Regions from separate parts of the Homo sapiens genome. Here region 2 is linked to region 1. Evidence: chromatin loops called from intact Hi-C (ENCODE). Cell type or tissue: gastrocnemius medialis. All regions are shown on one strand. Links, peaks and the distances in the headings refer to the core of each region. The heading gives the core; the rest is flanking DNA.

Region 1 (2,916 bases), core at 282-2,781:
ACATACCAAGAAACAAGGTTTTATGCACTCATGACAGAGAGGTCAAATAGAAGTCAGCTAGGAGAAGCTTAGAGTCCTGCTTTTTCTCAAGCAAATATTTCTAGTGTGCAATTAAAGATGCTGAAGATATGGTTTGCTTAGCTCTTATTTGGGAGACAAAATTTTTCTTTGACAGTAGGGAGAGGTGGAAGCGACTGGAACCCATGTTACATGGGGAAGAACAGTGCAGCAAAGGACACGTTTGAGTTTCGAGAAGAGTGAAACAGGGAGATAGAGCTCCCTGTGCCCTCTGACACCCGACTACTTCTATGGCCAGCCTTAGAATCTTGGAACAGTAGCTCTGGAAGGGCCCTTGGAGAACATTGCAACTTGTGGCTTTCACACTATGTTCTGAGGAGCCCAGGGGGTCGAGGGGAAACTGAATAGTAGCACTGCCCTACCAAGTAAGCCCGCTGCACTGAGCAGGCATGCCAAAGGACAGCTGGGAAAAGTTTTTTCCAATTTTTTCAGTTAGAAGAAAGAACCGACTTTAATTTCGTAACATGCAAAGTTTGTGTGTTATGGTGTAGTATTATTTTTAGTTTGAATTGCATATGTGAAGGGGGTGGGCACCCTCATCTCTAGTGCTTAGGGTCTCTGAGGATAATGTATTCAGCTCTGCTGGGTAGGTAGGACTGCACGCTTCCCCTGCCAGGCCCCCACTTTCCAGGCTCTACTAGAGCAGCCTTACTTTAGCTGTTGGGTATTGGGGTTAGAATAACAATTTCATTTGCAAAAGAGTAATATTAGTACAGTCTAGGATACAGGTTACAGAAGAATTTCATTTATTCATCTACTTGTTCTGTTTTGTTTTAGTTAGGGGCAGCGACACGATCAGATCTATGTATTTGAATGATTATTCCCTTAAGGAGTAAGACTGCAGGAGGGAGAAGACCCCCTGGACCTCAGTTTCACCATCTGTGAAATGGCACTCATTCTAGCTTTAATGTTCCAGGATTCTTGATTGTGGATGAGCCCCGAAGCCTGAGTTCCTGTATCTTACAGGCTTTGCTTATGAAAATCAGCCAGGGTGATTACGTCTTCCTGGCATTTGAAGTCAGGAAGACTGTTTGATGTTAAAGGGTTTACAGGAAAGGACTCTTGTGGGGTTCCTTTAGTCTAAGGCAGCTAGCTGTTGATGTAGTCAGGAGACCACAAAGAATGATTTATCCCGCCCCCGGTCCTCTAACAGTTTCAGTCTCCTGTGACTCATGCTTCTGTGTCTTAGACCTTGGGGAAAGTTACTCCATTTCCTAGGCTGAGACAGGGCCAGCCTGTGCTTCTGTCTCCTCTGCAAGCTCGGCAGATAATCCTATGGCCCTGGGGAGCTTTGTCAGAGGCTTCTCCTTCATCTGGGAACTTGCCCAGATCTGCCCAGCCTGGCTGCAGAGCACCTGGGAATCAATTCCCAAATCTTAATGCCAGAAAAGGCCTTAGGGGTCTTAAAGATTTGTTGAGTCCAGAGGTTCCCAAATCTGGCTGCACGTTGGAATCACCTGGACAATGGGAAAAAAGGGCTCCTCCTCATCCCCTTTGAGTCTAATTCAGTATGTATGGATTGAGACCCAGAAATCAGTGTTCTTTTATACTGTCTTAAGGTCACTTACCATGGTATGTGGCATTTGGTGACTGCTGATCTAGTCTCATCTCTTAATTTTATTTGATTTTAAAATTGTATATGTGTGTTTTTACTTTTTAAGATGGAGAATTATTAAGACAAAAACAAAAAAAAAGCCTCTTTGCCCCCTTAACCCAGTTGGCATAAAAAATTAGAAGTAATAAATGCTCATGTTGAGAAAATTCAAACGGCATAAAATCATGTTTTATGAATGAAGAATGAAAAGCAAAACCTCTTATTCCTAGTCCAGCTCCCGAAAAGGTAACCACTATTAACACTTTCTTGAGAGTACACTCAGAAAGTAATTTTCCTGTATATATCCTCGCCTATTTCCCTACTTAATTCTACAAAATCTGAACCAAAGGAATCATCCTATACACAAGTGTTCTGCACTTTATTTTTATTTTTTCCACTTAAAACTTTTGGAGTTCACTACAGATCAGATTCCTCTTAAATGACTAATAAATAAATTAATTTTTTTATCTCAGTACTTATTTATTCCTCCTGCCTAACTGAAACATAATACCCTTTGACCAGTATCTCCCCATTCCCCCGACCTTCCAGCCTCTGGTGACCACCAGAGGCTTTGCTTTCTGCTTCTATGGGTCTGATATTTTTAGCTTCCATATATAAATGAGAACTTGAGATATTTGTCTTTCTGTGCCTGGCTTATATCCTTTAGCATAATGTCCTCATGTTCATCTATGTTGTCACAAATGGCACTAATTTCCTTCTTTTCTAAGACTAAATAATATTCCATTGAGTATATGCCACATTATCTCTATCCATTCATGGTTAATAGACACTTAGGTTTATTCCATAACTTGGCTCTTGTGAATAATGCTGAAATAAACATGGGAGTGCAGAAATCTCTTTGACATACTGATTTCAAATCCTTTGGTTATATGCCCAGAAGTGAGATTACTGAGATCATATAGTGACTCTATTTTCAATTATTTGAGGAACCTCCATTCTGTTTTTCATAGTAGCTGTATTAATTAAGTAAATTAATATTTGTAATGCATTTGGAACAATGATTGATGTGGAGTAAGTACTATATACTTGTTAAATGAATGAATGAATGGGTGAGTGAATGAATACATGAAAATTGTTGCATGGCATCCCATTATACAGATATACCCTTCTTTATTTTACTATTAGTGGACACTTGTTGTGTCTGTTGCCTTAACAAATAATGCAGAAAGTAACATCCTTGTATGTATTTCTTGGGTACTCTCCTTTGGGTATGGTGATCAATA
Region 2 (2,916 bases), core at 186-2,685, 380 kb after region 1:
TCGGCCTCCCAAAGTGCTGGGATTACAGGCGTGAGTCACTGCGCCTGGCCAGCTGTATAATTTTTTCTCTGAGTAAGAATTATTTGTGGTAGTAATAAATGTAAAAATTGACAGAACTCTGAGGTTCCACTGAGGTGAATGAAGGCTGGTGATCCCAGACCCACCCTGTTTTCTCTGCAGGTGAAATCCCGGAGCATGGCAGAACTCCAAAGGCTCAGAAAATGAGGGGCTCCAAAGCAGCTGGCCCCAGTGAGGTGCAGCTTTCAGGAGCCCCCTGCCAGAGAAAACCCAAAGCAGACGGGAGCCAGAAGCCCATGCAGATGAAGACCCCCATGGAGGCTATAGCCTCTGCAACCCCAAGCCCCCCACCTGACCCAGGTGTAGGGAAGGCCCGATTCCCGAAGGTTGGGGACTCTTTGAGCCCCTGGAACAGCACTGCAGGGGGAAGGTGGTCCACTGGAGGGTGCCTGTATATCTGGAGGAGGAGGGGCGAAGGACGCCTGAGGTATGGGGTGGAAGAACTCTGGCAAAATTTTAATGGGTCTAGGAGTGTGTCAGAGGATGTTGGGCAGCAGTTCACAAGCACAGTGACAACAGTTTACAGGGATTAAGATGGCTCAGGACCCACACTGGGCATCCTGTTATGTACAACCATAGGCACCTAAAAGAAACAGTAAGATGGGCCCGCGAGCCCCATCAGATGCATAGTGATTGAACAGAGTAGGAGACAAGCAACCTTCCCACAATCCTGGGCTGCTTAAATGAGGGTAGGGGGTGGACCACAAATAGTGCCTCTAGGGAGGGACGTGGCAATGGAAAAGCAAGAGGCTGCCTGCCTGTCTGACCTATCTGTGGCGGATGGCAGGCTGAATACCACTCTTCTGCCAAGGACACCATAATAGGGAGGCCAAAAATGAAAGCAAAGTTGACCCACCAGTATTTCCCTCTGCCAGTCCAGAAGGAAATCAGGCAGAGGCTGGGATAGAAAACTGGGTTCCAAAGATTCGCCTATCCTCTCTCACTTCAGCCTCTTAAGATGGCTCTGGGACTCTGCCTCCTTTGTGGGTGGAAGTGCATGGAAAGCATTTGCAGGCTTGCACCAAGAGACATCAGGAAGGTGCCGAGGAGCACAAAGACGCTTGTGGCATTCCATTCGTGAAGTGCAAAGTCAAAGGGAAGGAGGGTTAGGCGAGCCAATCAGAAACTACGGGTGGGGCCAATGCAAATCCTAACAGATCCATTGAGAAAGGGGGAAAGATTGGGTGGGTGGGTGGGTGATGAAAGTTGGTGATGGGAGGGAGGACTGTCAGTAGACCAAATGCTGCCCACTAGGAGTATCGGGCCATCCCCATCGCCTGCCCGTCCCGCCCCTACCATCTGTCTTTCAGAATCAAGCACTTCAGCCAGTGCAGCCAGCTGCTGCTGGTGAACTCCTCTGGCGCAGACACCGGGGAATATAGCTGTTGGGCTCCGCACTGTCAGGACGGCGCATGCGCTGAATGCCTGGCCTACCAGAGAAAGACTTTCATCTTCTTCACAGGTGCCCTGGAGTCAGGGTCTCCAAGAACCTGCGTCCAGGAAAGTCCTCCAAACATAACCTTCTTTGGGCTTTCTCTTTAGACTCACCTGTAAGATGAGGGGAGTGTACTAGTCCTCCAAGATCCTTCACGGACATTCAAAGATTCTATGGCTAGTTCCATGGAGAACTGAGTAGTCACAGAGTCCAGCTTTGTCCAACAGAGGAAACACAGGACTCTTCATAGTCAGCAATGTCTCTTACTCAAATGCAACCAAAACAGTAACAATTATCCAATCGAGAGGTTATTGCTTTTGTTTTGTTTTATGAGACTGGGTCTTACGGTCTTGCCTAGGCTGGAGTGCAGTGGCATGATCACAGCTCACTGCAGCCTCGACCTCCTGGGCACAGGTGATTCTCCCACCTCAGCCTCCCAAGTAACTGGGACTACAGGTATATACCACTATACCTAGTTAATTTTTGTATTTTTTGTAGAGATGGGATTTCACTATGTTGCCCAGGCTGGTCTTGAACTCCTGGACTCAACCTATCTTCCTGCCTTGGCCTCCCAAAGTGCTAGGATTACAGGCATGAGCCACTGCGCCCAGCCCTATCTAGAGGTTCATGACCCCTACTACCAAGCATCACCTGGGAGCCTGTTGAAAACAGATTCCTGGGCCTCACTCCCATTAAGACTGTGTGGAGTCTGGGCACCTGCCATGTCAACAAACCCTACAGGTGATTCCAATCTTCAGACAGAGGTGGGAACCCACAGTCAGCGCTTCTCAACTCTGGCTGCAAATTAGGGTCACCTGTAGAACTTTAAAGCACAGACACCAATCCCCTTTTCCGCAAGGCAAGTTCTAATTCACTTGGTCTGGGGGTCAGGAATTGGTCATTTTAAAAGCACCTCAGGTGATTCCAACTTCACCTAATACATAAGCCACAAAACAGATGTGGCTATTTAAGTTAATTAGCGTTAAAGAAAGTTAATTATTCAGTTCTCCAGCTGCACTAACTGTATTTCAAGTGTCCAGGAGCCACATATGCTGAGTGGTTACATATTGGGCAACATAAATACAGAACATTTTCATCAACACATAAAGTTCCATTGGACAGCACCGCTCTTAAAAGCTGGTCCCCAGACCATTCCTGCTCGTTACATCATAGTGCACCCAAGAATCTGACCTGAGATTGTGGTGTTAAAAAGTACTTTGAAGGCCAGGCGTGGTGGCTTATGCCTGTAATCTCAGCACTCTGGGAGGCTGAGGCAGGCGGATCACCTGAGGTCAAGATTTCGAGACCAGGCTGGCCAACATGGTGAAACCTCGTCTCTACTAAAAATACAAAATTAGCTAGGCATGGTGGTGTACGCCTGTAATCCCAGCTGCTCAGGTGGC

Evidence for each region. Hi-C counts contacts between places; a loop is a spot of excess contacts. Peaks named below come from ENCODE experiments on the same cell type or tissue, not always from the same donor. Only the 100,000 strongest peaks of a DNase experiment are listed, where the experiment ranks them.
Region 2: a loop joins it to region 1, with 2.5 times the contacts of the local background. A loop is called at or near these places in 24 of 110 quality-filtered maps.

The regions. Positions count from the first base shown.
Region 1 is chr5:150,789,202-150,792,117 of GRCh38, forward strand. All of the region lies in intron 1 of SMIM3 (small integral membrane protein 3), which reads left to right. Among named protein-coding and RNA genes, the nearest start is that of SMIM3, 12 kb to the left of the region's middle. RefSeq lists enhancers at 1-933, 934-1,912. In gastrocnemius medialis, for the core only: no CTCF peak of the experiment used is centred there; a DNase peak (open chromatin) is centred at 1,260; H3K27ac peaks cover 749 bases.
Region 2 is chr5:151,173,563-151,176,478 of GRCh38, forward strand. LOC107986463 (a long non-coding RNA gene) reads right to left here and starts at 1,897. Exons shown (of 3, transcript XR_001742936.2): 1 at 1,627-1,897. It also overlaps the pseudogene PDGFRL2P. In gastrocnemius medialis, for the core only: no CTCF peak of the experiment used is centred there; a DNase peak (open chromatin) is centred at 1,409; H3K27ac peaks cover 1,226 bases.